2 separate regions of the Mus musculus genome follow, and region 2 is linked to region 1. A link is a loop called in an ENCODE intact Hi-C map of the cell type or tissue named here. Cell type or tissue: heart. All regions are shown on one strand.

Region 1 (5,000 bases):
GAAGTATGCCAGAATTTTAAAAGCAAGAACTCATGTTTTGGAAACTGAAAGTCATTCTTTGCCTTATTTTTAAATACTGTGAAACTTTGGGGTCATCCACTTTGTTAACTTCCAGGTCTCAGATAGAAAAGCTGCCTTTGTTAGAAACTGATCCACCTGTCTCCCCACAGGGCTGCCACATGGTGACAGAGGAGTTGCATTCCATAACCTTTGAGACCCAGATCTGCCTCTATGGCCTCACCATTAACCTAGAGGTGGGTTTCTCTAGAAATATCTGCTAGTAATATTTACAGCAATATGTCAGCATTGCTAGCAAAAGCCCAGTCCTTCTGGATTTCTGTCTATTCTTCACATATTATTTAGAAAAACAACACATCATGTGTACTAAGTAGTTAGATACCATTCTGGTTAAATAGAAGAATGATAAAGACTCCATGACTCTTGTGAATTCAACATATGTTGATTGGTTGTCTACATTTTTATTTACTGAATCAGGAATATTCAACAGAAAGCATAAAGAGAAATATCTATCCTTGAACTGTATCATGTAGTGATATATTTTCTAAAATTTAAGTCATATCTAAAAATCTCCTGGAGGGTTTCTCTGATGAGATGAACAAAGGATGGTGGTGAGAGTGTTGGCAGTGTGTTGTTTTGACCACCTTCCAATAACACCACTGAACTCTAAGAATAAACAAGCTGTGGGGTTGAACTGAATACATTGGTTACAAGCCCGGGCATTGCTTGTGCATGGTTATCTGTTCACAATTCCTAGCTCATGCTAAAGGCCCAGTAAATGCTGCAGGAACAAATCAGTGCATCCATTAACAAGCTCCACTTCAGGCAACCTGAGTAAGATTCTACTCAAGAGTGTATTGTGTTAGACTCCACCTTTCCCTTTTTATACAGCATTCAAAAGTACGTAAAAACCTCCACTTCTTTCCCCTAAACCTCTTCTTCCATAAGCTGCACAGTCCTTCAGTTCCTGGGTCTGTCCTTGGGGATCTTATGCCTCCAGGAGATTTTTGGCTACGGCCTCCCAGGCTAGTCTGTGAAAGGCTGTTTACTTCATACGATAGAAAACTGCAACACTGACAGTACTGAATGTTCTGCAGAAAGAGACCAGACAACTCCAACTCTGACAGCTCACCTCTCCAGCTTTCACAGTAAAACCCTACTTCCAGTGTGGACTTTAATCAGGCACTAGGTCATAATTTAATTAGAGTGGTTCATTCCCAAAGCAAATTTAGATCAAGATTTATTTATCTTATGTATATGAGTACACTGTTGCTGTGTTCAAACACATTAAAAGAGGGCATCAGATCCCATTACACATGGTTGTGAACCACCATATGGCAGCTGGGAATTGAACTCAAAACCTCTGGAAGAACAGTAAGTGGCCTTAACCACTGAGCCACCTCTCCAGATTCTAGATAAAGTTCTTTAGCATAACTTATAAGTCGATAAGTGGCAAAAGCCACTTTGGTTGTATTTGAGGCAATGTGTGACATACGGAGAAATGTGTTTTTCAGTGTTGAGGAAGCTATGGAGGAAACTGCCTGATTGCTAGCATCAGGTGCCCTGAAAGGGTTCTTGTTCCTTTTCTTACTGTACTACTGTACTCAGCCTGTATGTGTGTACAGAAAGGTCTATGAATGGCACCTGGGTAGCAGGATTGGAAAGGGTGGTCAGCTGATGACCTTTGGATGCGAAGGTGAAGAGAAGCAGCGGTGCATGTTTGGACTACCTGTAATAACTTTTTTTTTAACTAGACCAGCTCATTACCTGTCGTGATGATTTCTAATGTCAGCCAACTACCTAATGCATGGGCATCCATCATTTGGTACAATGTATCAACTAACGACTCCCAGGTAAAGTTCCTGTTCCTGTCTCTGCATATCGCATGGCACTTAACTTTGTCTTTCAACAAGCAACGGGCATGTGGATATGTCTAGTTGTGTGAGTCCTGTTAGGTTATGTGTAACAGGGGGTGTTTGAGCTGAGCATGATGGCACACCTCTAGAACCCACGCACTTGCAAGTCTAAGGTAGGAAGCTTGTGATTTGAAACAAGTCTGAGTCAAGCCTGGGCTACCTAACAAGAGCCTGTCTCAAAATTAATAGCAGCAATGATGGTGATAAGGCAATCTGAGTTCTAGCCAAGGACAGTGACCAGCCCAAGACTGCCTCACCATGAGTTCTAAGGCTGTCCTCTGCTGTGCTGACTAGACTGCGGGAAACACCTTGCTTCATAACTTTCTAAGTCTAACTTCCTACCTGGCTACCTTCACTTCTTCTGGGCACACTTTTCCTCAGTCTCTTCTACAGAAGCACAGCATTTGCTCCCAAATAAGTGTCCATTAATCTTTGCGCCTGAGTTCTGACAGCACAAATTTTGCCTTCAAATTTATAGACTTGAGCCTGTCTAGGTTTAGGCTGGGTGTTAGTGCCATCTGGTGGTTACTTGAGGCACTTTATCAAAAGTGGACTTAAAAGTTATACCAATGGCTAATAGATGTTTTTGTATGAAAACCAGGGAAGGACTCAGATTTAAAAGAAAAAAAAAGTCTCTGCTCCATCTTGCTCTGTTCTTAAGACAGAGAAAACAAAACTGAGGAACTGTGTGTTATTTTGCCAAGTACTCAGTTCCAGAAGAAACAGCTTAAATGTGAATAACTTTTCTTCCTTGCTCAAATCAGTTTCTACCAGAAGAATTCTTTCCATTAGGTGACTGCATAAGAAGAAGTGATCCCTAAATAGGTCAACCTTCAGTGCCTTTCCCCTTTAATGCAATATTCCTTAAAAGGAAATCACACAGACAAAGGCACAGCCCTGTTCATTCCTATCCCCAGATGTCCTGGCATCGAAGACACATCAACTGCAACCAGGAGGGCTCCCTAGTCGTGACATTCCCCTCATGCTGGAGAATCCACTAGATAATTCACTTTAAGGCCAGAGGTGGTTCCTGGCATTAAATGCCACTTCTCTTTAAGAGCTACATGTCTGTACATTCAACTTTAGAGTGTGGCGGGAAAGACTTAGTAGGGTCTTCTGTCCTAGCACAGCACCACACTGTTATCTCTTAGCAACATTCTTCTAGGAACCCGCTAAGGCCACCACATGCCACCATGCTCACCCTCCCAGAGCAACTGGGTTCCCTCTTGAAGATCTAGAGACTGGACTCTTAGTCTCCTTACAAAACCAAGCTAAACGAGTAACTTTGACTTATTAACTCTACCTTCCTCCAAACTCTGAGCTCTTACACCTTAACTAGACCCTGTCCTCACTAGCCATTTCCCAGCCACCTTTCTCAAGGAGACAATGGTGTCCCTAGAAATACTTTTACTTCTCTTCTTCCTGTCTTGTGATCCTTGTTGAATGCAGAGCCCTCTTTCATGGTGAGCCAATTAGCATGCTTACAATTAATATCATTTCAAGGGAGTTTATGTGACCAGCCATTGTTAGTCATGAGATGATTGTTGTTTGGTAGTTTAGAGAAAGTTAGGAGATGTCAAGTGATTTTCTCAGGAAAGATGGATCCCCAAGTTGTATTATATTCAAGGAGCAAAAGTACTCTAATGGGGAGATGAACTTTATGAACAATTTATTATTAACATCACTTGACCCAGAATCTAAATCGGGAATGCGATATAGCGAATGTAGTGTTCCCTGTTAGGTTATGATATATAATCACCATACCTCTATTTCAGAACTTGGTTTTCTTTAATAACCCTCCATCTGTCACTTTGGGCCAACTCCTGGAAGTGATGAGCTGGCAATTTTCATCCTATGTCGGTCGTGGCCTTAATTCAGAGCAGCTCAACATGCTGGCAGAGAAGCTCACAGGTGAGAGCCGGGAGACGGGGTTTCCTCTGGTTTTGGCACTCGAGAGTTTTAAAGCAGTTATGTTACTACTATTAATAATTACGATGCTGTCACACTTTATGGGATGCCTATGTTGTATTGCCAGGCACAGGGCTAAGTGTTGTTTTACTTTCATTTTTCACAATGTTCCTGGGCCCAACAGTGTTCTATTGATTTGAGGACATCAGAGGTCAATGGCTCCACCGCACAGCTAGGAGGCAGCAGAGTCACATTGTGGGCCAGACGGGTGCTTCTCTGAGGCCCCTCTGTTCACCCTCTGGTTTCTAGGTGTTCTCAAGTCACTTCCTCTGAATATGCTGTGAAGCCTTTATGGTAATGTTAACCAACTAGAACACGATGGGCTAAGCACAGGAAATGTGCTAGAAGTTTAAAAACACGAGCAATGACTTGATTCTGCACATTATGGCCGCTTCGGTTTCTTGGTTTTGCAGACATCACCTGTGCTTCATAAGCTTTGCCTATATTTCTTAGCCGTAGCTGGGTTTTGACAAGCTAGTACACCTAACTCCAGCTGAGTCTGTATGCATTTGCAGTTATGGTACCCACGCTTGTTCTGCACAGAAGCTGTGGCTGCCGTCTGGTTTATGTGATGTTGGCTAGCTTCACCTGTTTCTGTGCACCTGTTGGCTCAACAGTGGGTGGTCAAATACAACTGCCCTTTCCAACAATTTAAAATTCTACTTAATATAGGTTTTTTTTTGTCTTGAGTTCATAAATACAGTAGTAAACATTTGTAAAATGTTAATGAGCAACTAACGCAAAAATTATGTTAGCATGTTACCAGAAATAGTATAGATTAGCATAGTGTTCTTAGGATCTTTAGCAAATTATCCACAGGAATGTAGTTTCCTTAAGATTTCAATGTGCTAGATCAAAATAGCTGGTGGCTGCATATTGCCTACATGATTTCTAGTCCATTTTTCCACTTAAATCTAGCTATACCTAATTACATGATTTTGTTGTGTGATGTCTGGTTGCCGTCCTTGGGCCGCTCTTACCATCTCCAGCAGCATGTTATCCCACAGCGCCTTGGCCTCACTCTGCTTCCTCCCTGGAGGAGCTTCTGTTCTCCCTCTGCCCGAATGCCCAGTGCCGACCATCCATGGTGCTCCCTAA
Region 2 (5,000 bases), 450 kb before region 1:
AGACTGGACCCATGGTGACAAATAGGACAGGTCAGAGGAAAATTGCCGTAGTCACTTTTCTCCTTCCACTATGTGGAATGGAGGGACTGCACTGAGGTCACCAGACTTGGTAACAAATGCCTTTACCCCCTGAGCCATCTCTCCAGAAAGTCATCACCACCACCATCACAACCACCATCACCATCATCATCATCATCTCCCTAAATAGCCCAGGTCCCCCAGTGACAACCATGTACTGGGATTACAAGTAGATGCTACAATGATTGCTATTGTCAAATAGACATCATACCATAGCCAGGTTCACAACCAGAAATCAGTGAGTATACATGCACATAAAACACAACAATACGAACACAAATGGTGAACTAGCATGCACTCATTTTTAGGCTGGGGCTTTTGTCCCTCAGCCCCTCCTGCTGCATTCCTCCTGCTCAGTCCATCAGTTGACACTTCCCCACGTACCTCAGGCTAAGCCTGATGGTTTGTTAATCTCCACTAAGTCCCATCCCAGTTCTCAAATGTAACCCCCAGCTGGCATCTCACGTCTCTGATACACACCCTAGCTGTGCCTGATTTGAGAAGTTTCTTTGTTGAAACATTAAGCTTCTTTTAATAGCTGATCATATTAGCAGATTCTCCGTAGCTCCTAGCGAATAGCCTACTAAGTGAGACAGTTGGATGCTGTGTCCCTTGCACGATAGGTGCAGCATTTACAGAGCTGTTTGGTTTTTCCCCTTCCTCCATTAGAATGTAGAAAGCTTGGATCCAGCCTCTGTGTCCTTATTCAGGGCCTTGCATCCAACGCATAGCACCATGTTAAGCACACAGTAGGGCATATGTAAATACTTGCTAAACTAAAGTACAAAGTTATATGGAACCTTAGAAATGACATCCTCTAAGTTTTAGCCCCTTCCGAAGAGTAACTGTTTTTGGAGTATTTACATGCAAAGAGTGAACCTACTTGTCTTTTTTTTCAAAGTGTTTTACTCATTCCAATGCTTATTTGGTATTGCTGGGCATTTTTACGTTTGCTTCTTGTTACCTACTTCGTGACAAGCAGTCTGGTTTAGTAAAAAGAGCCCTCCTTGGTGCAAATAGATCTCTTCCACACCCTAAGGCCCATTACCCCAGCTTGAGGCAAATAGTCCTCAGTCACACCCTAAGGCCCATTATCTCAATTGCTAGGCAGTAGGAGCCTGCAGCCAGTCTGCTTCTACCTACTACAAGGACTGTGTGAACCTCCTGTTTTCTTCTTACTTCTGTTTTCCTCAAGACTTCAAATAGCCAGTAATGTTATCCCTGACATCCATGAGAGCCCTAAGTATAATAGACACAAATAACGTAGCTATTACCCTGTCATCTCACTTCTGCAAAAGCAAGGAGGTAGAGCCAAGCATCCAATCTTGCAGCGTTTGCACCAGAGAGTTCTCAGCTGTATGTCAATCAGCAGCTCGCAGGCAAGATTGCTAGTGTCTTGTCTCTCCACCCTGACGCTTTACCCCAGCCTCCTGTCCAATCATCCATGAACACCTTACTGGCCCCACTCCAGTTTTCACATGATTCTCTGCGATGTAAAGCAGGAGGAAAAGACCAACCGTTCTCCCATAGTTCTTATTTTCCTACAAAGAGTATAGAGCAAGGAAAAAAGTAATTCACTAAACTCAGACTCCATATTTCTGAATTTTGAGAGGAAGAGATTAAAGAATAGTATCCACTAGAGGATGAAAGATTACAATCATCACAAGCCTGGGAAGAGAGCCCGTGACTGCTCTGATAATTATGGGATAGCTCAACACAAGAGGCCAACCGGATGGAATTCCGGGTTCCCTCAGGGACTGCGTTAGGCTTTTGATCAAGTGAATATACTTTTTGGATCTGCAAAATCGTTTCCTTTCATATGTGCCATTTACCTTCCGTGCTCCCCTGGCTTCAATGTTGACACAGCTGCGTTGTTCTCAAGGCTTACCCCACCACCCACACACCTCATAAGACATTCTGATACTTCTCTGCTCAATGACATGTGCATGAACACCACACAGTCAATCTCCTAAGCAGTTGTTACCTCAAATAACCTCAGTGGCACTACTAAGATGGACTAGGAACAAGGCCTAGGGGAAGGCCCTGCCAGGATTGTGCAAGTGGGCTTTGGCAATAGAGCTTTGGCCTGTCTAGAACTAGGAATGACACTGGTTGCTAATAATAGCTATCACTTATTAAGTCCCACAGGCACCAACTGCTTTAGGCTTGAAATAGTGATGGTAGGTAGCATGCATTGGTTGTACGTATTATGTGCTACATACAAAATGCCCTAGATGCATTTCATACCTAACCCATTTCCTGGCTATTTAGGGGGTCAATACTTTAGCACAAGTTACATGAAGAGCCCCGAGGTAGCCCAGCCTTTAACACTAATACTCAGAAGGCAGGAGCAGGGGCTGCTTGAGATAGCTCAGCACGTAAGAGCACTGACTGCTCTACCGAAGGTCCTGAGTTCAAAATCCCACCAACCACCGGTAATGAGATCTGACGCCCTCTTCTGGTGTGTCTGAACAGCTACAGTGTACTTAATTGTAATAATAAATAAAGCTTTGGGCCAGAGGGAGCAGCGTTGACTGGAGCAAGCAGAGGTCCTAAAAAAATTCAATTCCCAACAACCACCCAACAACCACATGAAGGCTCAAAACCATCTCTAGCTACAGTGTACTCATATCCATAAAATAAATTAAATAAATCTTAAAATTATAAAATAAAATAAAAAAAGGTCTTAGAGGAGGAAGAGGAGGAGGCAGGGGCAGGGTTAGGGACAGGGGTATGGTAGGCAGAGCTTTCTGAGTTCCAGGCTAGCCTGGTGTACAGAGCAAGTTCCAGGACAGTCTCAGCTACTCAAGAAACCCTGTCTCAAAACAAAACAAAACAAAACAAACAAACAAAAAACTGAAATGCATGAAGAAACTTGTGTAGACAGATTAAAATTCCACTTTCATGCAGCAATAAACGCAGGTACTAGAACAAGATGTCTAGAAGCTAACCTCAACCAGCACATTCCATTTCCCTCTCTGAGCAGCCTGTTGAAATGCTTGTAACAACTCCACTTTCATATCCACTTCACAGGCGAAGAGGCTGAAGGACAGAGATAGTAGCAGCAGGGATCATCCTTTGGTCCATAGAAACCTTGTCTTTGGGTTAAAGAGACCTTGGTGGCTGTGTGCCCCTGGAGTACCTAGCCCTAGGAGGGAGTACTCAGCCCTCTTATCTGATAGCTCTTCCTTGTCTCCTTCCTGGGTTGTGGGTGGGACCCAGGAGGTCAACAGGATGGTAATAAAGTAACCCCTTCTAACATTTAGTGCTTTAATATACCATGTCTGCTGAAAATGCAATCTGGGGTTCTGGACTCCAAGGTTCCCTGGGCTAAAATCTCACATGTACTACCTAAAATCTACTGAATTTCAATTTTGCCTTTTTTGGTCATTTAGTAGATTCGTGTATCACTCACATGTCAAGGAACCCATGTCTGAACTCGCCAAGGCGTGTGGCTGACTGACAGCAAGCCTTCCTTCCCAGGTGTTTCAAAGGGCATTCTTGTGGGTAGCAGACTGTTTACAGACAGTTTTGCTTTGTTTTGTTTTTACCAGTGGCACAAAAGTTTTGTACAAATCTAGTACTTTTCATCTCTCAGTGAACTTTTTTCCAGTAACGTGAAGAAGACCCAAATCTTAATGACCATAAAATATATCGAAAGTGAAGCACATAAGGGTAGAATTCCTAAAGCCAAAAAGGTGAGGTGTTAAGCACCTTGAAATTTTAGACACCATTGAAGAAACTCAGCCCAAAGGGATCTGACAAATGTGAAGGTCAACCCGTAGCACCATAAATAAACTGACCTACAAAAATATCCCATATATGCCCTGCCTTTTTTTGTATTGTTAACAATATAAAACTTTCTTGTAAAATTCTTATTAGTCATAAATTCCCTTTGCTACCATGCTGACCTTATAGTTCAAAATGCTGGGTTTTTTCTCTCTTTTTTTTTTTTTCAGCCAACTTTGGATATGTTCTGAAGGTTTTTCTCTGAACTGTTTTCCCAGAGACTCCACTGGTTGACATTTGCATAGTCATTTGCATAATGTTATTCCTGATAAAGCGCTGGTTCTCTGAAGAAGAAAATTAGCAATTATTATTTTACCACTGAATGAATGATAGCACAGGATGTTAGAGACCAACCTCATTTAAAAACTTTTGAAAGAGGGCATAAAAATAATAATATGAAGACATGTAGGATTAAAAAAAATTACCATCCCATCACATGACACAGACTTCTCTGAGTGATTAAAGGTGTTCAGGGAAAAGAGGAGGAACCAGGTTGTCAGTTGCCAGCACGGAAAGAAACAGGCAAATTATCCCAAGCAAACCATTTAATGAGGGCTTTGTTAGCGTGGAGGGCTGCAATGCTGGATAGCAGCTGGCACTTAAGAGCCTCATTATTAAGGAAACATAATTTTGTCCATCTGCGAGCTCTGAAAAGGGGGGTAGTAATGGCTCACTCTAGCCCAGAGCCACACATGGCACTAATTACATTCTCCCATCAAGAGACACCAATACATCCATCTAGTCTACACACACCCATACGTGGGCCTATTTTTGTTTAGAGCTAAAAAAGGATTTTTATAATTTCACACCTTTTTTTAGATGACTCCAAGTCTTCAAATGCCCATTAAGAAAAACCTCCCCTGTTTCTGAGAATGAAGTGACCGGCTGCTCCTCCTCCCCAGGGTAAGGTGACAAGCCATCTTGACACATCATTAGCAGAGTGCTGCAGATGAGGGTGAGGAACAGGCCACCAGCAACAGCTGAGCCAGATTATCTCACACATCCAAAATATTAACAACCTCAGCCTTCCTGGTCGGTTGAAAGGCCAAAGGTTACCAACAATGGTTTACTTACAGGATAGAACTCTTTAACAAGAGGAACCTTGGGATGTATTTAAATTTTGTGTTACAACT

The links. A loop is a pair of places that touch in the nucleus more often than their neighbours do. Peaks named below come from ENCODE experiments on the same cell type or tissue, not always from the same donor. Only the 100,000 strongest peaks of a DNase experiment are listed, where the experiment ranks them.
Region 2: it touches region 1 in a loop (3-fold over the local background); 31 of 42 quality-filtered maps call a loop at or near these places.

Annotation. Positions count from the first base shown.
Region 1 is chr1:52,096,615-52,101,614 of GRCm38, forward strand. Stat4 (signal transducer and activator of transcription 4) reads left to right here. Exons shown (of 24, transcript NM_011487.5): 15 at 171-254; 16 at 1,773-1,871; 17 at 3,710-3,845. Among named protein-coding and RNA genes, the nearest start is that of Gm31812, 15 kb to the right of the region's middle. In heart, CTCF peaks have their summits at 2,455 (motif pointing left) and 4,078; no DNase peak of the experiment used is centred here; H3K27me3 peaks cover 130 bases.
Region 2 is chr1:51,646,029-51,651,028 of GRCm38, forward strand. No RefSeq gene overlaps it. Among named protein-coding and RNA genes, the nearest start is that of Gm31636, 26 kb to the left of the region's middle. In heart, no CTCF peak of the experiment used is centred here; a DNase peak (open chromatin) is centred at 2,123.